Regions from separate parts of the Homo sapiens genome. Here regions 2, 3, 4 and 5 are each linked to region 1. Evidence: read pairs that join two places in POLR2A ChIA-PET (ENCODE). Cell type or tissue: HepG2. All regions are shown on one strand.

Region 1 (4,000 bases):
ACATTTTTGGAAAAGGATGAATGATCTTTGATAAATTTAATCAATCCAGAGGTGAAAGTAGATCCTGAAGGATGATCTATCTCATGTATAAGACTAGCTAGTAGATGTCATTGAGACTTAGGCATTTCATTACAATAGTGATGGCATCTTTATGACATCTCTAGGAAAATGTAGTAGTATATCAACCCTAGAGGGTAACTCCAAAACTTTGAAGCTGAAGAATAATTGCTCTTGCAATTCTGGTGATCTAAAACAGTGAACTAAGCTACATAGAGCTGTTTGGTTTGATCTTGAGTTTCTCCAAGTCTCCAGGTTCATGATGCATATCATCATCATTTCCAAATCTCAGAGTTTCCTCAAGAGAGGGCAACCACATTTGTAACTGTCTTCTTTCTGTCAATTAAGTGTGTGTATTAATTACTAGGGCTAGGTCTTTTCATTCCTTTGCACGTTTTAAGCAGGAATAGATGAGGCAAAGCCCATTTGTAGGTTATTTTTTAGTTTAACTATGTTAAATTAAACTATGTTGGTCAGGCTGGTCTCAAATTCCCGACCTCGTGATCCACCCACCTTGGTCAACCAAAGTGCTGGGATTATAGGCGTGAGTCACCACGCCTGGCCCAACAAAAATTTTTTTTAAATTTGCAGGGTGTTGGCCAGGCGCAGTGGCTCACGCCTGTAATCCCAGCACTTTGGGAGACCGAGGCGGGTGGATCACAAGGTCAGGAGATGGAGACCATCCTGGCTAACACGGTGAAACCCCGTCTCTACTAAAAATACAAAAAATTAGCTGGGCGTGGTGGCGGGCGCCTGTAATCCCAGCTACTCGGGAGGCTGAGGCAGGAGAATGGCATGAACCGGGAGGCGGAGCTTGCAGTGAGCCGAGATAGCGCCACTGCACTCCAGCCTGGGCAACAGAGCGGGACTCCGTCTCAAAAAAAAAAAAAAAAAAATTTGCAGGGTGTGGTGGGACGCACCTGTGATCCCAGCTACTCTGGAGGCTGAGGTGGGAGGCCATGAAGGTCAAGGCTGCAGTGAGCCATGATGGCACAACTGTGCTCCAGCGTGGGTAACACAAGACCCTGTCTCAAACAACAAAAATAAACAAAAAATTTATTTTCGAATTTGTCTTTGATCTAGGTTAGTTATTAGATCTGAAATTCTGAAACTACTGTCATAAACCTTATCTACAGGGGAAACAATGTTGAAGGTCAATAGGCTACTCATCCTTTTTGCTTTCAGAGGCATTATGTCATTTAATCTTTACAACAGACCTATCGTAATTATTATCATCAGCATTTTACAGATGATCAGAGATTCGTTTTTACATGAGGTAAGAAACACATAAAATTTACTATCATAACCATTTTTAAGTGTACAGTTCACTAGATTTAACTATATCCACATTGTTGTTCATTTGTATAATTTTGAAAGTTTATGGCAGCGGTTCAGAAATAAAATGTCTCACCACAGTCAAATATAATCTGGTAATTTGAAACTTCAAATGTTATAAATGTATTAGAAACTGTTGTATTATTTCTAATGGCAGGGTAGTAATAAGGATTATAGTTCATGAATGTGGTAATTAGCCAGAAATTCATTTTCTTTTTGCCTATGTTCTTCTCATTAATCATATTTTACCCTTTGGCTTGTATTTATGACATGGACTTATTTGGAGTCTTACATTGAAGGCATAGGTCTGATCCATAGTATTATTTCACCTCCCAAAGATTGAAAAGAAAATAACAGTTGGATTCCAGACATCTGACATCAACCTGATTTGAAAGTTCCATATAGGCACAGTTTAGACAGAGCTACTGAATTTAAATTAGTAAGAGCTGAAGAAAAGCTAAGCATAAAATGGACAGAGCCCTTCCCAGGGTAGCAGACATAAGCAGCAATAAATCAGTAAGTACTAAAACACAGGATCACTTTATTCTGGCTTTCTGCCATTTATAGACACTCAAACTTGGAATGAGCAGAAATCCTTTTGAACTTATATTTGCAAAACCTTGTGTCCATTCTTTTATCTTCCGGATTACCTTTATTTTTTTCTGTTTATTTCCTCATACCATCATCTATGCTCTGTTGGGTGCAGAGTCTGCTTAGATATCTTTGAGTGGCCCTGATTTGCATGTGGTAGCTTGCTTACCCAGAGAAAGGTACTCGGGATCGAATTGGATGCAGTTTAGCTGTGGCTCAGTAGAGGGAGTAGAGGAGCTGAGGGAGGGGGGAGAGCGAAAGAACGGGTCTGGTTAAGTAAGTGTTGTGTGTGAGCACCAGGAGGAGGGGGGCAGGGTGGGGAGTGGTTGCCTCTAGCAGCTCCACCCTCACTTTGTCAGCAGGTAGAGAGCGTGATTGCAGTCCCAGGGGAGGGAGTCAGAGCTAGAACACCAATTACAAACCACAGGCTTCCTGCTCTAGGGAGTTGATCCAGAATTGTCTTTCTGAAAGGAAGCACTCGGAATCCTTCCGAACTTTCCAAGTCCATCCATGATTCAGAGATACTGCCTTCTCTCTCTCTGGGATTTTATGTGTTTCTGATAGTGAATTGTTGATGTATTTGCTACTTTGCTTCTTTTCTCTTTCAAGACTTGATCATTTTATATGCTGTTTGGAGAAAAAAAGAACTTTTGTTAGCAAGGAGGTTTCAGAAATGATTTTGGATTTTCTGTAAGTGTTTAATTTAGTTCTAGGGGACAGCATCTCTCATCCCGGAGTAAATTTCTGCCTTTGACCTGCATGGATTATTTTTTCAGGCTGCGGAATTTCTCGGCACCTACCTGTAGTATGGGGCACTTGGTTTGGTTGCAGAGTAAGAAGGTGGAAGAATGAGCTGTACTTGGTTAAGCAGTTGAAACCTTTTTTGAGCAGGATCTGTAAAAGCATAATTGAATTTGTTTCACCCCCGTGGATTCCAGTGGGCCCGACAGCGCAACAGGTTTGCAGATTTCTTTTGAAATTCCTTTTTCCCCCCTCCCTCTGCCTCAGCAAAAGAAAAGAATCCATATAACAGGTTCATGTTCAATTGCTTGGCTTTTCAGCACTTATTCTGAAGACTTTATAATATTTTTAAACTTGACCTTGGAACACAGAGGGCTTTGTGGGTGAGGTGTATTTATATTTACTTAAGGGTGCACATTTTAAAAATCTTATTCTGTGTTTGTACAAAGACGCAAATTTTCATAGTGCCTAGAAATAGCACAGATCTATTCTACTCAAGATTATTTGTATTTTTTCAGGGTATTCTACCTAGAGCCTGTGGTTAATCGCCTCCCTGCTCCCCCTACCTTTTATTCCCTACCCCCTCAGGGAATTTGGATACATGTGAGGAATAGTCCTTTGTTTTTCTTATGAACCTAGAAAATTACAGATCATAAAATCTGGATATTAAAGTAGTTTCCAAAAGCATCTCATGGGAAATCAAAGTGCTCGGCATTTCCGAGCTGGAGAATAAAATCAAGAATCCTTAAGAGAGAAAAGAAAATGGAGATGGAAATATGAATTTTAACTGGGAAAAATAATTGGAAAGCTAACCTTTTCAAATACTCTAATTATGAAAGTTGGAAAAGGTTGTGATGCTCAGGATTATCCTGTAATGTGTGAAGATACATAAATTAGCACCTAATTTATAGGCAAATTTTGGTAAAACACAAAAAATTATGGTATGTCTAAGTTCATGAAAAGTATGTAAATGCAGTGGGCCTAGAAACCTGGCCACACTGAAATACAGTTTAATGTGGAAACTTTTCTAAATACATATTGTAGCATCTTTGGACATCAACGTGTGGCCTGAAATTTTTATTATTGTTCCCTCTTCTCCTCCATTAAAAAAAAAATCTCCTTGTGGTATTTAGTCATTTACCATTAACACATATTATGGCTTAAAAAGGGCCATCCCTTCCTTTTCTGAGCTGGAGTTCTTCACGCTCACCTTTGATGCATGGCCTTAGCTGTTTACTTTGCCTTGTTTTGTTCATGAACATTGGGTTTAGTGCCT
Region 2 (4,000 bases), 95 kb after region 1:
GCATCGGAGCCCCTCCAGCAAGGCGAAGGGCTCTGCAGGGGATGGCATGGGGCGGGCAAGGATTAGGCCTGAGTCCCCTCCCTGTCCCTGTCCCCCAACCTCAGGAGGGTCCCCAGTGGCTCCACGTGCGGGACTTCGATCGGCTGCTGCGCGAGTCCCAGCGGGAGGTGCTGCGGCTGCAGAGGCAGATCGCGCTGCGCAACCAGCGGGAGACGCTCCCGCTCCCGCCGTCCTGGCCCCCGGGCCCTGCTCTCCAGGCCAGAGCAGGGGCGCCTGCTCCCGGGGCCCCGGGAGAGGTGAGCGCCGGCGCAAGGGCAGGTGTGTGGGTGCGTGCAGATGGGTGGGGGGAACGACCACCGGGATCTCCCCTGCACCGTGCTCAGAACCCCAAGGACTCAGTGGTGGTGTGCGCACTCCCAGGGGCTGGGGAGCTTTCCCGTCCTGGGCAGGGTCCACCTCCAAGCCTCCCGTGCTCGTACCTGCGCCGTGCCCTCCCCTGGGGGCTCCAGGGTTCCGCCCTCCATAGGCCTGCGCCCAGCGGGGCCTGGCCGGCCGCCCCTGCCGCGCTGCCAGTGGTACGGCCCGGCCGCAAATCCCTGGTTGTCCTGGCAGCCGCCCGGGGCCCAGCCCGCGCCGCCTCCTCCCGCCGCCGCCGTAGAGCGGGGACGCCCCCGTCAGCGCCCGCCTGGCTGGCCAGGCCTGGCCCCAGCTACCCGGGGGCGGCGGTGCGTCCGCCCCGGCTCCAGGTACAGGCAACCCTCACTGAGCGGGGGGCTTAGGCAGCCCCTGTCTCGAGGGCCAGGGACCCGCTTAGGACCCCCAGAACTTAAGGGTCTGGCTTCTCGCCATCATCCTAGGTAGGCAGCAAGTAGGTCCTCCTCCTTCTGGGAAGAGGGCTGGGAGGAGAGACCAGGCAGTGATCTGATAGTGACCAAGACCTCCGGGTGGGGGGAGGCTTCTTGCTCAGATTTTGTCTCCCTGGCTGGCCCTGGAAGGGAGATGCACCCTCCCATCAAGACCTGTCCTCCCCCAAAGTTTGCACGGATAATCGGAAGGTGTGGTAGGGTGGGCTTGGGGGAAGCCAGGAGAAGGGTCTGGCTGGACTTGCGCTGCTCTAGGCCAAGCCCAGATTTGGATGATACAGAACCCCTATCTTGGGGAACACCACATCCCCGGGGGCCCAGGCAGCCTCCTAGTTCTCTGCCAGTCGCTGAAGGACACCCAGGACAGTTATTGAGTGCAGAGCAGGGCTGCTGCTGGAAGCTAAAAAGGGAAAGCTTTGGCCTGGATAAAGGACCCATCTCCCAGGGCACACGTGGGTCCCAGGATCTCAAAGCACTTATGGCTCCAGGACACAGGGGTGCAGCCTTTGTACTTACACATCAGCTGGAGACAATGGGAGGTGGGTGGGCAGACAGTACCCCTCTTTGCTCTTGCTAGGCAGGGATCTCTTGCTGGCTGAATGATGGGGTGGGAACCTGCTCTGGGCAGGCTGGGCTGGGGCAGGCTGCCCTGGGGCCCTGTTCTCAGGTGCCAGCCCCTTGCCCCTGGGCATTTCCAGGCCACGCCCCAGGAGGATGCGGACAACCTACCCGTGATTCTAGGGGAGCCAGAGAAAGAGCAGAGGGTGCAGCAGCTGGTAAGTCCTAGGTCAAGGGCTGGAGGCAGCCTGCTGTGGGCAGATGTACCTTCCCTCATGAGGAGCACTTGGTTCTGACCCCTCAGGAATCGGAGCTCAGCAAGAAGCGGAAGAAATGCGAGAGCCTGGAGCAGGAAGCCCGGAAAAAGCAGAGGCGATGTGAGGAGCTGGTGAGCTCTTGAGGGCAACCCAGAGGCCAGCTCCTCCCTTCACCCCGGCCAGCCAGGTGGTGGGCTCCCTCTCAGCTCTGCTCCCACCCCTGCTGCCCTCAAGAACACATTTTCCCTCCTGCTCCTTTCCTTTCCTGGCTGGTGCAGGTTCCAGCAGGGGAGGAAGGCCTTGCCTGGGAGGAGGGCAGGGTCCTCTGTGTGGGGAGAGGGGGAATGTGGGTGCTGGGCTCCCTCCTGAGAGCTCCTCTGCCCGCTCAGGAACTGCAGCTGAGACAAGCGCAGAATGAGAATGCCCGCCTGGTGGAGGAGAACTCCCGGCTCAGTGGGAGAGCCACAGAGAAGGAGCAGGTACCACTTCCGCCCAGGTGCTGTGGAGACCTGTGCTCCCACCACTGCCCCGGTCCCCAGCCAAGGGGCTTTCTCCTCCACCCCTGAGCAGGGGTAGGGTACTGTTCCCCCTGTGAGGGTGCTGGTGGGTCAAGGCTCACCCACCCAACTCCCTGTCACTGCCCCCTCGCCAGGTGGAGTGGGAGAATGCGGAGCTGAGGGGCCAGCTCCTGGGGGTGACACAGGAGAGGGACTCAGCCCTTCGCAAGAGCCAGGGCCTGCAGAGCAAGCTGGAGAGCCTGGAGCAAGTGCTGAAGGTGAGGAGATGGTGCAGGTGGGAGAGGGTGCTGGGCCCTGGCATGGGGAGCAAGTGGGACAGCAGAATATTCTTAGTGAGGGGCACTAGCTCTGAGGCCTGGGCCTGGAGCTGCTCCAGGCTCAGTTTCCTTTGTAATAGAGGAATCTGGAGCAAATGGTGTTTGAGGCTTCCTCATCTTAGATCTTCTCTAGAAATGGCCAAGTAGGGGCTCTGGCCTTGACTCAGATCTTGTGTTTCAGCACATGCGGGAGGTGGCCCAGCGGCGGCAGCAGCTGGAGGTGGAGCATGAACAGGCTCGGCTCAGCCTACGGGAGAAGCAGGAGGAGGTCCGGAGACTGCAGCAGGTGGGGCGGCAGTGAGGGAAGCTGGCAGGCTGCTGGACACCAGCTTTGCCACTCACTCATTCCACAAGCATTTACTGTGTGCCCGGCACTGTGCTAGGCGTCGGGGAGACTGTGGGGAACAAAGACCAGGTCCCTGAGCAGTCAGCAAATTAGCATCCAGGAGTGAGCTGATTTCAGACACTGATGAGCACAGTGGTGGAGAAGAACAGGGTGATGTGACAAAGTGACTGGGATGGGGTGAGGAGCCACTTTAGAGGTCATCAGGGAAGGCCTCCCTGAGGAGGTGACAATTGACCTTGCCAGCCAGGAGGTGTAGACATGCACATGCTCTGTGGCAGGGAAGAGCTGAAGAAGCCTGAGACCAATGTGGCTAGAATACAGCAAGGGATGGGCAGCGTGGTGGGAGTAGACAAGAACCCGATCCTGTCGGGCCTTAACGGCCATGGGAAGAGTTTGGGTATTTTGCTCTGTGAGTAGATAGAAGCTCCTGAAAGATCCTAAGTGGGGGAGTGACATGATCTGAGTCATAATTTTACAGGATCACATGGCTGGTATTATGGAGGGTGGACTGTGGGAGCAGGCGTGGAGCAGGGCCTGGGCGGTGGCCTGGGAGGGAGATGGTGGCTGTCTGGACAGAGATGCATGCAGTGGAACGGGAGACAAGTGCCTGGGTTTGAGTTATGTTTTAGAGATAGAACTGACAAGGTTCTGGCCGGGCATGGTGGCTCATGCCTGTCATCCCAGCACTTTGGGAGGCCAAGGTGGGTGGATCAGTTGAGGTCAGGAGTTCGAGGCCAGCCTGGCCAATATGGTGAATCCCCGTCTCTACCAAAAATACAAAAATTAACCTGACATGGTGGCGGGCCCCTGTAGTCCCAGCTACTCAGGAGGCTGAGGCAGGAGAATTGTTTGAACCCGGGAGGCAGAGCTTGCAGTGAGCTGAGATCGTACCATTGCACTCCAGCCTGGGCGACAGAGCGAGACTCCATCTCAAAAAAAAAAAAAAAGAATTGACAAGGATCCCCGTGGGATTCCAGTTGAATCCCTTCTCTGACAGCCATTTGCTGTATAAACCTTGGTGGAGGGTGGGGCTCTTCATACTCCGTGAGGTGAAGGATGAAGGGGCAGCAGATCTGAGAGGTAGGTCATCCCGAGTGCTGAGTTCCATTTGGGCCATGTCTGAGCTGCGCGTTAAACATTC
Region 3 (4,000 bases), 73 kb after region 1:
CATTATCAGAGCTCACTGCAGCCTTGAACTCATGGATTCAAGGGATCCTCCCGCCTCAGCCTCCCAAATAGCTGGCACTACAGGTGCAAGCCACTACACCTGGCTAATTTTTAAAATTTTTTTGTAGAGATGGGGCCTTGCTCTGTAGCCCAGGCTAGTCTTGAACTCCTGACCTCAAGTGATCCACCTTGACCTCCCAAAGTGCTGAGATTGCAGGCATGAGCCACCGTGCCTGGCCAAGCAGACGATTGATAAGTAGTCTAGGAACTCCAGTTTGCTTATAGTACCCCCCTCAAGGTGGCAGCTGAGTGGCCTATCTTACCCTTCTGAATCTTACCTCACAGAACTGTTTCTTTTCCTGCTTCAGGAATCGTGCGGGAGCTGAAAAGTCGAGGAGTGGCCTACAAATCCAGAGACACAGCTATAAAGACCTAGCAAGATGCAAGGCTGCCAGCATCTTTGCTCTCCACCTCCTGCCTCTGCTTATTTCTTGTTCTGGAACTAAATGAACAGAACTTCAAATACTTCCTACCCTCCAATTCAGACTCAGCTGACTGTTGAGAGAGCAGCACATCATTTTATCATTTTATCTTCTTTGGACTACAGGTGGGGTGGGAGGGATTTGGGTTGGTGGATTAACAGATGGAATTGAGGAGAGAGTAGGATGCTGATTTTCCTACCCGTGGCCCAGGTCTGTGCCTTCCCCATGCCAAGGACTCTAGGTCAAATGTCAATAAATATGAACCTCGAGAAAGTTCTGAAGGCCATGACACCTGCCTTGCCTCCCTCTTCCATTCTCTTAGGCACAGTAATAGCTTATTTGCCCTATAAGAACCTTCCCAGAGCAGCAGAGGCCCTTCTACTCCCTCTTGACTGTCTCAGCCTCTGGGATTGCAGCCTTTGTAGTGTGCTTCCTTGCTTCCTATCGGAGGGTGCTGATCCAGAGGCTCAGTAACCCCATCAACTTGGTGGCCCTGGTGTCTCACACTTGTATCCTTCTGCCCTCGAGACCTGGCACAGCAGTATCCCTTGAAGAAATCCTGAGGCTTTGTAGAGTGCTCCTTGACCATGTTTAATAATTCTTCCCTCCCCTGCTTGTCTATTTTCTTCTCTTCACGGCTCTTCCTATACCTTAGGCCAGTCTCAAGCACTCACTGGAGACCCTTGGGCCTTGGGCGACCATTGAGTCCTAGTCTCCCTTGTTTGTGCCCCTGTAGGAGGTAGGTCCTTTTCTCCTCCGGCCTAGTAGGGGACCTTGGGTAACATCCCATTTTTCGGCCAAGGTGAGTTGTTTTAGGATAAAAAAATTTACCACAAATTCTCATTTAAATTTCCACAGAAATCCTGTTCGTATCCCCATTTTGATTTCCCTAAGTTCCTTGTTCTCCCTCTAAAAAGAGAATGATTGCACCCTGCCTGTTTACCTCAGGATTGTTGTGATTGTAGAAACGAAGCTATGTGAAAATTATATAAGTATTATAAAGGTGAAATACTTTTGCTCTCCTTTTTGGGCCATTTTTCAATACATAGAATATGTGCACAATCAGCCAAAATAGTAGGGGAAATGCTGAGAACCACAACTGCAGGGTGAGCTGTGCTGTGCTAGGGCAGAGCTGCCTGTGCTAGGGCTTTGTGTCTCAGCCACCTGGTGTTGCTCTTGAGTTGATTTTGCTTGTTACCTGTGGCCTGGAGAGTGTGGGAAGGAGGAGAGATGCGACCTGACTCTGATTAGTTTGTCTACTCCCCTTCCTTGTCCTCACATAGGCCTATGGGAGGGAAACTGGGACTGGCCGGGCTGCTCATGTCCACTATGGTCTTCAAACCAAAACCATTTTCTCTGGTGCCTTCAAGCTCTGAGGGAATGGTCAGATAACCCCAACTCCAAACTGAGTTTCTCAAGGATTTCCCCAGCCCAGCAAACAGAAAGCTCCGTGGGTGGTGATTTCTGTTCAATTTCAACCTGAAAGCAACCCTGCCAGGCTAGAGCTTACGTCCTGGATGGAAGAAGTGCGTTTCAGCAAGTGCCCAGGCTGTGCAGCCAACACCCAACTTTCACTAGCTTCTCAAAAAGTCCCTTGGAAAGCCCCAGCTGCTGTCCTGGGTGTCTGACCCGGACGTGGCTGCTTGGTGAGAATGGAAACAGTTGTGGGGAGGGGAGGCAAGAGGAGCTTGCACAAATAACCACATTCAGGCTGCCTCAGCCCTACACTGAACTGGGCCCTAACTGACAGTCTCACAGGAAGCAAAAGACATAGCATAGGCATTGATGCTTGTGGGGGAAGGGTGGCCTGTTTTCCTTCCTGGACTCTACAGACTGTGCCAAGTGGGCTCTCCCCGGGAGCTGCTGCTGAATTAGCTTTCTTGCTTTCTCTGGTACTTGAACATGCAGGTGGTGCCACTCAGCAACCCAGACAGGCAGAAAGGTGCTGGAGTCCCATCCTCTACTGGGAACCCAAAGAAACTAAGACAAGGACTTGGTTCACAGCTCCCTGGGAGTGGGCGGTCCTGGTACTGCTGCCCTGCTTTCCATGGCTATGAGGGCAGCCATGAGAGCTATGTCCTGCCCCATTGGCCCATTGTGTCTGTCAGAGTTTCAGTCCCGTCCTGGCTGCCGAAGTTCTGAGTGCATAGCATCTTAAGATCTCTCCTTGTCTTGCTCAGTAGTTTGGCTTCTCTCCTGAAGAGCAAGCCTCCTCCCTAGCTCAACAAGGACAGATGCAAGTCAGACAGAGACTAGGAATAGTAGCCAGGCTGCCTTCCCCTTGCCTGCCCTTGCCTCATTCCCTGCTTCCTCCCTGCCACATACTGTGGAATTAGGGTCTCCCAGAACACTGAGGAGCTCAGTGGCAGTGCATTGATAATGCAGCCTCCAGCTCAAGAAAGGACTGGTAGCTGATAGAGCAAGGGTCAGGATGGTCTGGTCTTGGAGGGGAGCAGTTTCACCAGGGTTGGGAACTGAGGCTTTGCTCTTGGTGTGGCTTCTGCCTTGTTACTCCTAGTCTGTCTGCAGCCTGCTACTTGATCCTCAGGTCCCCTCCCTGACATCTGGTCTCTATGAAAGAGGCAGGTAGGTCATGTTTAAGAACAGACTAATAATAACTTTGTCTGGAAGTCTGGTTCATGTTTAGTATCAGTAAAGCCTTTCATGTAAATATTTTTACAGTTGACAAAGGTGCTGGGTGCTGTGGCTCATGCCTCTAATCCCAGCACCTTGGGGAGGTCAAAGCGGGCAGATCACTTTGAACCCAGGAGTGTAAGACCAACCTGGGCAACATGGCAAAAGCCCATCTCTACAAAAAATTAGCTAGGCATGGTGGTGTACACCTGTAGTCCCAGCTACTTGGGAGGCTGAGGTGGGAGGATCCCTTGAGTCTGGGAGTTTGAGGCTGCAGTGAGCCGTGATGGCGCCACTGCACTCCAGCCTGGGGGACAGAGTGAGACCGTGTCTCAGAAAACAACAAAACAAACCCAAATACAGTTGACAAAGGGCTTTCATATCCAGTATCTCATTTGATTCTCACAGAAACCCTGGAACTAGTTAACATCCTTATTTGGTGATGAGGAGACTGAGACTCAAAGAGTTAAAGTGTCTTGACTGGGCACGGTGGCTTATGCCTGTAATCCCAGCACTTTGGGAGGCCAAGGTGGGTGGATCATGAGATCAGGAGTTCAAGACCAGCCTGGCCAAGATGGTGAAACCCCGTCTCTACTAAAAATATAAAAAGTTAGCCAGGTGTGGTGGCGGGCGCCTGTAATCCCAGCTACATGGGAGGCTGAGGCAGGAGAAGTGCTTGAACTCGGGAGGCGGAGGTTGCAGTGAGCCAAGATCGTGCCACTGCACTCCAGCTAGGGTGACAGAGCAAGACTCTGTCTCGGGGTGGGGAAGAAAAGAGTTAAAAGTGTTTTAGCCATAATCAAGTAGTGGAGCCTCAGCTCAAGAAATATAATGTCCACACTAAGTTTAGGGCTACTAACTGTTTGTGACATAGTTGTCCACAAA
Region 4 (4,000 bases), 100 kb after region 1:
TCCAGGCTGGCTGAGTTGCATCTCCTCCCTCAGGGCCCAGGCAGTCCCCCTCTCTCATCCAGCAGAGGGGGTGTCACTGGGAGCAGGCATGAGAATCCATAGGGGGTGGAGTTCCCACAGGACACGTGCGGCTGTCCCCTTGTCCCAGGCCTGCCGCCGTGTCTGTCAGACACTGGGCCTCCCCTCTCTAGCCACCCTGATCATGAGGAAGTTCATCACCAGTCTAACTTAGGAGCCTCGCCATAGTGGCCGGAGAGAGCCCCTGCTATTGGGACTCTCCTCAGACCTGAGAAAACTTCCCGGGCATTGGCCCATTCCCATCACGAAGACATCCCTGGCTCCCCTGTGGAATTTCCTGCCCGCCTCTCTCAGGGAACGGGTTTGAGTTGCTGATTGTGGGAGGGTGATGAGCAGTGGAGCTGAGAAAACTCCTGCGGTGATGGTGGTGATGATGGGGTGGGAATGATCCCTGTTGGCCTAGAAAGCAGCCAGAGGCAGAGGTGCCATCGCCTAGGGCCTGAGGGTTGGTGAGTGTGTGGCAGGCCCCGGCCTTGGCTCTGGAGGGGGCTGGGGTGAAGATGTCCCAGGACACAGCCCAGGACTTCACCCTCCGCTCTGATGCATTAAGGACAGTGGGGTGGCCAAGGCAAGGCTGGTGCCCAGGCCTGGGGCTGGGTGGATGGATATGACCTGAAACCCAGTGTAGGGCTGTGTACAGATGGCACGGGCTGGCACTGGGTAGCTTTGAGGGGCCTGGCGGCTCATGGTGGGTCTTGGCCCAGGCCCGGGTTCGAGAGCTCGAAGAACAGTGCCGCAGCCAAACCGAGCAGTTCAGCCTCCTGGCACAGGAACTCCAGGCTTTCCGCCTGCACCCGGGCCCCTTGGATCTGCTCACATCTGCCCTGGACTGTGGGAGCCTTGGAGACTGCCCACCACCCCCCTGCTGCTGCTCCATTCCCCAGCCTTGCCGGGGGTCTGGCCCCAAAGGTAAGGTGGACCCCAGTGGCATTGGCCTGGAATCCCCAGGCCTGGGCTTTTGGATAGAGCAGGGAGTTCAGGATCAGAGAAGGCCAGCAACTCATCCAAAGTCACACAGCAGGTTAGAGCTGTGCCTGGCTAGAACCACGTTCTGTTGGGGAAAAATAAAGCCCAGGGGAGTGACTGTCCCAGAGTCTGGCCCAGGCATCGTGGGCCACTGCTCCTCTCCTTCCAAAAGGACCTGAATGGTCAGACCTAGGGGTTGGGCACTAGGAGTCAGTAGCAGGCAGTGTGGCCTTGTGCAGAGTGGGGGCTTGGGGGTCAGTCGGATCCGGTGGTCCCAGCTCCACTCACTTGACAGTCACTGTGATTTGAGAATGCTGCTTAACCTCTCTGGGCCATAGTTTCGTAAGCTGTAAGACAGGAATAATTAAATGCATCTCATCAAGCTGTTTTGACGATCATGTGAAATAGTATTTGTAAATCAGCTATACCTCTATTTAGTAAGTTTCTCTCTAAATATTTCCCTTTTTGTAAGGAAGCCCGGCTATGGAGGGCCTGGTCCCCATATCCAAGAAGCACCACCCTATCTCCTGGTCCCTCCTCAGGCCACAGACCCCAAGCCCACGTGCCATCTTCTCTTTAGACCTTGACCTCCCGCCGGGCTCCCCTGGGCGCTGCACCCCAAAGTCTTCCGAGCCTGCCCCTGCCACTCTCACTGGGGTCCCTCGAAGGACAGCCAAGAAGGCAGAGTCTCTCTCCAACTCCTCCCACTCCGAGTCCATCCACAACAGCCCCAAGTCATGCCCTACACCTGAGGTAATTGCTGGGGTGGGGCCTGAAGTTCTGGCTTTGGCTTGGGGAAGGGTGCAGGGCAGGTGGCCCTGACCTCTTCTGGGGTCCCCAGGAGTTGGGTGGCAACTTCTGGGGTCCCAAGTTGGGAGGTGGGAGGCCTGTGGATTCCTCCTGTGGGCGAGGCGCTCAGGTGGAGCCCTTCCTGCCCTCCACTGCCTGCCTGCAAGCCCCACCTGGGGCCACCCCAGCCCACCCCTGGGAGGCCCAGGGAGGCTCTGGAGTGCTGGGCTGGATGGAGGAGACACTTGGGCACCAGGATCTGCATAATGAGACTGTTCCTAAGAGCATCTGTAGTGAAAGCAGGTGGTTGTATGAGAAAGCACATGTTCCAGGATTCAAATCCCAGCTTTGCCTTAGGCAAGTCACTGAGCCTTTCTGGGCTTCTGTTTCCTTATCTGAATCTTGGAGCTAATAAAACCTGCCTTCTAAGGTTGTTGTGAGAGTTAAATGAATACGGAACCTGCCTGTCTCAGTGTGGGGCACACAGGATGTGTGCTCAACACGGGGCAGCTGTTATTATTACTAAGCTCCTGGGCATCACTCATAGCTCTGGTCGTCAACTCATCCTTCTTTCTACCCACAAACCCCAGAAGGTGGAGGAGGCAGGTCAGAAGCAGCTCTGAGAGCCAAACATTCAGAAAGTGGTAGAACGAAGCCCTGGGCCTCTATTGCCCCCTCGTGGGATAGAAGGATGGTGCCAGCTTTGGATGTGGTTGTGGAGAGGTTGCCCACTTGGTCCCCTTCTCCCAGGCATTGGCAGAGAAGAGAAGACAGCCTGTTCCCCAGGCTACCCCAGCAACCTCAACAAGGGTCAGAGAATTGGGGTGCCCTGAGGTTGCGGTGCCCTGGGCTGTGGGCCGGGCAAGTAGACGGGAAGTTCTGAGTTCCAGAGCTGAACAGCAGACACACTGTCACTCGGCTAGAAGCAGGGACCCCTCAAGCTCCTTCTGCCTCCTTTCTGCCTCCTTGCTTCCAGCGATTTACAGTTGGGGTGCTTTGCTGAGGGGTTTCTTTTTTCTTTGTTTTTGTTTGTTTGTTTGTTTGTTTTTAGACAGGGCCTCGCTCTATCCCCCAGGCTGCAGTGCAGTGGCGCAATCTCAGCTCACTGCAACCTCTGCCTCCTGGGCTCAAGCAATCCTCCTACCTCCGCCTCCCAAGTAGCTGGGACCACAGGCATGCACCACCACACCCAGCTAATTTTTGTATTTTTAGTAGAGATGGGGTTTTGTTATGCTTCTCACGCTGGTCTCAAACTCCTGGCTCAAGCAATCTGCCCTCCTCAGCCTCTCAAAGTGCTGGAATTATAGGCGCGAGCCACTGCACCTGGCAACTTTGCTGAGTTTTTACCTTAAGGAACCAAACCAAACTTCTGTTGACACCCACTCCCCACACCAGCATGGCCTGGGCCCCTCTGAGATGAGGGAAGTGGCTTTATTTCCTGGCGGGTGCAGTAGAGGCTCAGGGAGGGGTCTGGGTTATCCCCACTGCCCCTGCCCAGGGCAGCTGGGCTCTGCCAGGACCTGCTCTCTCAGGCACTAATTTAGAGAGCATCAGGGGGTCCTTGCCACTGCTCCTGTGCAGCATGTATGTGCTCATTTTCCCTCCTTAAAGCAATAGGTCCTCTGGCTCAGCCTGGAAACCTGCCTGCTTGGCGCTTGGCCCCAGGCCCTGAAGAGAAACCAGCCCTTTCTGTTTGCCCCCAGGTGGACACAGCCAGTGAGGTAGAGGAGCTGGAGGCAGACAGTGTCTCCCTGCTCCCAGCTGCGCCAGAGGGCAGCCGGGGAGGAGCCAGGATCCAGGTCTTCCTAGCACGTTATAGGTGGGTCCCTCACCCTCACTGCCCCCTAGCCCAGCCCCAGCATTTGGGGTATAGGAGGGGGCCGGGTGGAGCTGGAGACCTCTGGAAGTGGTGGGGGCAGTACAGGACACAATGGACCTATTCTAATAACCTAGTTGGGCCAAGGTGGGTGCAGTGAGGGCTCAGCTTTGCTGGTGGTGGACAACCACAACCAAGTCTCCGTAAAGGCTCAGTGCAGTGGGAGAGAGAAGACAGGACATGGAAGTGGAGTGTAGGTCACTCTCCTCCTCCTCCTCTGTGCCTCCCCTAACAGCTACAACCCCTTTGAGGGTCCCAATGAGAATCCAGAAGCAGAGCTTCCGCTGACAG
Region 5 (4,000 bases), 53 kb after region 1:
GCTGAGGCAGGAGAATCTCTTGAACCCGGGAGGCGGAAACTGCAGTGAGCTGAGATTGCGCCCCTGCACTCCAGCCTGGGCAACAGAGTGAGACTCTGTCTCAAAAATAATAATTATAATTATAATAGTTGATATAATAATAACTAATGCTTAAGCAACACCCCGTGCCAGGCACTATTATAAATGCTTTGTGTGGATTCGTTTATGTAGTCCTCATAACAACCCTATGGACTAGGTCCTGTTATTATCCCAGTTTACAGAAAAAAACAACAGACACAGAGTAGTGAAGTGACTTGACCCAAGTCTCACAGCTAATAGTTGGTATCAGAGCCAGGATTCACCCCTAGGCAATCTGGGCACTGGATCTCAATAAAGGTTATATTCCTTCTCCTTCCTTTCACCCTTAACTTTCAAGCCCAGAGGAATCCCACCTTTGCTACTGAATCTTTCCTGACCAGCCCAGGCCCAGCCAGCCCAGTAGGAGCAGAAATCCCTCCCTGGGGGCATGCCTCCAGAGGGTAGGGTGTCTGTGCATGCTTTCAACACCATCTTCTGCTAAGTCCAGGTTTCAGGGACGCACCTGGTGCGTGGAGGGGAGAGGCTGAAGGTCCTTCCTGTCCCCACCCCTACCTCAAAGTAAGCAGCCTCACTTTTATCTGCTTTCTATATTGAACATTTGTGCCAGATTGTGTGTATGTGTGTTGGTGGAGGGGATAGTAGAGGGGAGAGCCTTCTGGAGTGAAAAAAGGTCTGGAAGCTTCCGTTTCTATTCCTTTGTGCTTTAGAATATTATCAGCGTTATAGCTTCATGTATGTGCCTTGTCTCCACAACTATATTATGAGCTGTTTTGGAGGGCCTGGCCTTCTATGGCTTGGTGCCCTGGGCACGGTAGGTGCTTCATTTTTGATGAGCAGAAGATATACAGGGACTCTTGTCTGGAGAAGAAAATCTAAGGCCCAGAGAAATGCAGCAGCTGACCAGTGAGTCCTGCAAGTAAGAGGCAGAATTGCAACTCACTCTCATTGCTCTCTCTGTAATGGCTCCTGTTGCTAGAGGCTGTGGCAGCCTTGCCTGCTGCCCCTAGGGCTGGCCAACTCTGAAGCTTCCAAAGAGCTCTTTGGATTCTTTCTAAAACTGCCTTCCTGTCCTGAGGGCCTGCCTATCCTCTCTCTGCTTTCCAAATTCCAGTACCCAAATAAGTACTTTTTTCCTTTTTGCCTCCACTTACTTTCTTGGGGGCAGGTGGACAAGAGGCATAGATAGCCCTAGATTGGACTGCTATCTGTCCCCAAATCTTGCTTTTTATTCCTAGAATTCTGGACACAGGGACTCACTGTCTGAAAGTCCTGTTTGTTTTCCCCTGTTGGCCAGTGCTCTGGGCTCTTTGATCACTTTTACAACTTTGTAATTATGGGCTGTAATGGGCTGGAGTGTTTGAATGTCACAGTAATTGCCTTCCACTGTTCCTACCCCAATTCTTCAAAGAGAGAGGGGAGGGGAAATAACAAAATCTCCAAAGAAGAAAGTCTTTGCCCTTCCTCATGCTCTTCCAGGCCAGGGTGGGTCCAGGGTCTTGTTCTAGGGGTGTGAAAACTGAGGCCTGGGAGTCCCAATTCTGTGACTACTGGGGTGACCTCTCCTGTCCTTGGCCAAATCCCTGGAATAGGAGATCACCAGTAGGGTTCCCTACCAGGGATTCCTTTTCCCCTGGTACTTCTCCCTTACCCTTGTTAGGAGGGTTCTGAAGATTGGAAAGTCTCTACCTGCCTGGAGTAGCTTAGATGGGAGGAAGTGAGTAGGGAAGATGGAAGCCATGAACCTCTCAACTCCTTCAGCACTTCCATTCTGGAATTGACTGGTCCTGTGAATTTCTAGTCAATTAGCCTGGTAAGCCTGGGCCCTAGGCTGGGCCTAGCTCCTGGGGGAGGAAGGAAAGTTACCTTCCTGACCAAAACAGGGCCCCGCTTGAGTGTCTCCTCTGCCTGCAGGCAGTGGGTTCTGAGTGGCCCCCTGGGCCTTGCTGCTGTCTGGGGAGTGGAGAACAGAGAGCTGGAGCAAGGAAAGGAGCTGCTCCCAGCCTGCCTGGCAGGAGACCTGCCCTGACAGGCTCTCCCTGGGAAGACAGGCAGAGATCAAAGTGCTGAGCCTGTGAGTAAGTCCCAGCGCTGGCTCTTCTTGCTGCCACCACTACTTGCAGGAGGGTTAACTCCTTCAATGCCTGTGGGAAGACCCCAGAGACTTTGGGGGTGAGGGGGGGCGGTGCCCAGGGATGTAAAATCACAGCCTGATGCCATTAGAAGATGAACCTTTGCCCTAGGGAGGAAGGCTGGAGGGTGGCTGTGCTAGGCCGGGAGGCCCCAGGCCAAGCCCAGGAGCAGCTCCTCACAGTGCCTGTTAGTTGTTTGCTGTTGTGCCTCCCGCCTCCCCCGACCTTTAGCTCTTATCTCCCTTTCCTTACTCCCCTCCCTACACACACCCCCTGGATTCCTGCTTTTTGTTCTCTTTCTGGCACTGCTATCTGTTCTGCCTGGTTGGCTAGATTCTGCTTCCTCAAGCTGACTCTTGGAGCCCTTGGTGAACATGCACGTGTGCATACTCACCATATGGGACTAGCCCCTTGAATCCCTCCCCACTTTTGTCTCTAATGCCACCCTAAGGGAGGGGACGAAAGGATAAACCACTGGACAAGGACTCCTCTAAGTCCTTGAATTGGAGCCAGAGAAAGACTTGGCAAAGTAGAGTGTGGCAAGGAGAGGGAGCCCATGAGATGAGCTGAGACAGGGGCTTTGTGATGGTGGCCTTGCGTGAGAGTGGCGTCCCAGGCTCTTAGACCTTTGCCTGAGCTGGGGAGATGCCCTGCAGGCAGGACTGGGCCCTGGAAAGCCCAGCTCCCTCTGAAGGAGAGCTCTACTTCTCTGCTGTCCCCTTCTTCCTCTCTCTTCTCCTTCTAAGGGGTGCAGGTCCCTCCTACTCTTCGTGCTCATACCTCTTAGTGAAGGCAGGCTGATTGTACCCTGAGGGCAGGAGCTGTGTCTTATTTGTCTTTCATCCTAGAGCCAGGTCCACCACCTGGCACCCTGTAAACCCCCCTTAAGGGTTTGTTCCATTACAAAAGGAAAAGCTAGATATTATCCCTTGAAGGCAGTGGGGACCTGAGTGAGCTCAGGAGGCAGAAGAGGAGATCTTAGACCCAGTGACCCCTTGCATAGGTAGATGTGAGTGTGCAAAGATGTGCTGTGGGCATAATCCTAGGAAGGGATAGATGTGTGAGGGGTGAGGCTAGCCTGTGGGTGGGCTCTGTCCTTCCCTGACCTCAGCCCAACCTCTACTGTGTGCCTCTGCAGGCTCGGATGGCGGGTGAGCGAGGAGCCAGTGCTGTCCTCTTTGACATCACTGAGGATCGAGCTGCTGCTGAGCAGGTACCCAGGGACATTTGCGTGTTCAAGGTGGGGGCTGGATGGAGGAAGATAAAGCTCTCAGGGGAGAGGGAAGGGCAGGGAGAAGTCACAGCAGCCCTGTGGGCACTTTCCCCCTGTAGCTGCAGCAGCCGCTGGGGCTGACCTGGCCAGTGGTGTTGATCTGGGGTAATGACGCTGAGAAGCTGATGGAGTTTGTGTACAAGAACCAAAAGGCCCATGTGAGGATTGAGCTGAAGGAGCCCCCGGCCTGGGTAAGCACACTAGACCTCCAGACCTTGCCCTGCACTTAGCCCTACTTTGTCCTGTGGCAACTCCCACCAAAAGCCCTTAGACTCCTGGAGCTGCGAGAGATCCTGGAAACCCTCTAGTCCAACTTCATCCATCAGCTGTGTGCCTCTGGGCAAGTTTTCCCCCGTCTTTGGGCCTCACCTACAGAATGAACAGATCAGGACAGATGAGTTCTAAAGTTCTTTACAGCTCTGTGGCTTCATGGCATGGAATAGCAGAGCTAGAATGAAACCCTGGTCCCCTGATCCATGACCCCTGATTGGGGCTTCTCTACTGGCCAAGAACCTCATCC

What was found. ChIA-PET counts read pairs that join two places held together with the same protein. Peaks named below come from ENCODE experiments on the same cell type or tissue, not always from the same donor. Only the 100,000 strongest peaks of a DNase experiment are listed, where the experiment ranks them.
Region 2: POLR2A ChIA-PET joins it to region 1 with 10 read pairs; 26 of 35 experiments call an interaction of 5 or more read pairs at or near these places.
Region 3: POLR2A ChIA-PET joins it to region 1 with 14 read pairs; 31 of 35 experiments call an interaction of 5 or more read pairs at or near these places.
Region 4: POLR2A ChIA-PET joins it to region 1 with 35 read pairs; 23 of 35 experiments call an interaction of 5 or more read pairs at or near these places.
Region 5: POLR2A ChIA-PET joins it to region 1 with 63 read pairs; 27 of 35 experiments call an interaction of 5 or more read pairs at or near these places.

The regions. Positions count from the first base shown.
Region 1 is chr17:58,415,958-58,419,957 of GRCh38, reverse strand. RNF43 (ring finger protein 43) reads left to right here and starts at 2,424. Exons shown (of 10, transcript NM_017763.6): 1 at 2,424-2,941; 2 at 3,996-4,000. In HepG2, a CTCF peak has its summit at 2,213; a DNase peak (open chromatin) is centred at 2,297; H3K4me3 peaks cover 1,688 bases.
Region 2 is chr17:58,321,107-58,325,106 of GRCh38, reverse strand. TSPOAP1 (TSPO associated protein 1) reads left to right here. Exons shown (of 32, transcript NM_004758.4): 5 at 105-296; 6 at 1,562-1,639; 7 at 1,726-1,809; 8 at 2,068-2,157; 9 at 2,331-2,453; 10 at 2,695-2,799. Among named protein-coding and RNA genes, the nearest start is that of TSPOAP1-AS1, 2.3 kb to the left of the region's middle. RefSeq lists an enhancer at 1-52 and silencers at 190-279, 320-389, 510-759. In HepG2, no CTCF peak of the experiment used is centred here; no DNase peak of the experiment used is centred here; H3K27me3 peaks cover 3,642 bases.
Region 3 is chr17:58,342,681-58,346,680 of GRCh38, reverse strand. SUPT4H1 (SPT4 homolog, DSIF elongation factor subunit) reads left to right here. Exons shown (of 5, transcript NM_003168.3): 5 at 368-1,503. The coding sequence ends at 435. All of the region lies in intron 3 of TSPOAP1-AS1 (TSPOAP1, SUPT4H1 and RNF43 antisense RNA 1), which reads right to left. Among named protein-coding and RNA genes, the nearest start is that of SUPT4H1, 7.5 kb to the left of the region's middle. RefSeq lists an enhancer at 1,934-2,463. In HepG2, a CTCF peak has its summit at 1,639; no DNase peak of the experiment used is centred here.
Region 4 is chr17:58,316,077-58,320,076 of GRCh38, reverse strand. TSPOAP1 (TSPO associated protein 1) reads left to right here. Exons shown (of 32, transcript NM_004758.4): 13 at 783-987; 14 at 1,625-1,797; 15 at 3,537-3,652; 16 at 3,945-4,000. Among named protein-coding and RNA genes, the nearest start is that of TSPOAP1-AS1, 7.4 kb to the left of the region's middle. In HepG2, a CTCF peak has its summit at 2,499 (motif pointing left); a DNase peak (open chromatin) is centred at 2,496; H3K27me3 peaks cover 1,575 bases.
Region 5 is chr17:58,362,946-58,366,945 of GRCh38, reverse strand. It overlaps RNF43 (ring finger protein 43), which reads left to right. Exons shown (of 10, transcript NM_017763.6): 4 at 3,346-3,420; 5 at 3,540-3,671. Among named protein-coding and RNA genes, the nearest start is that of SUPT4H1, 13 kb to the right of the region's middle. In HepG2, no CTCF peak of the experiment used is centred here; DNase peaks (open chromatin) are centred at 1,365 and 2,425.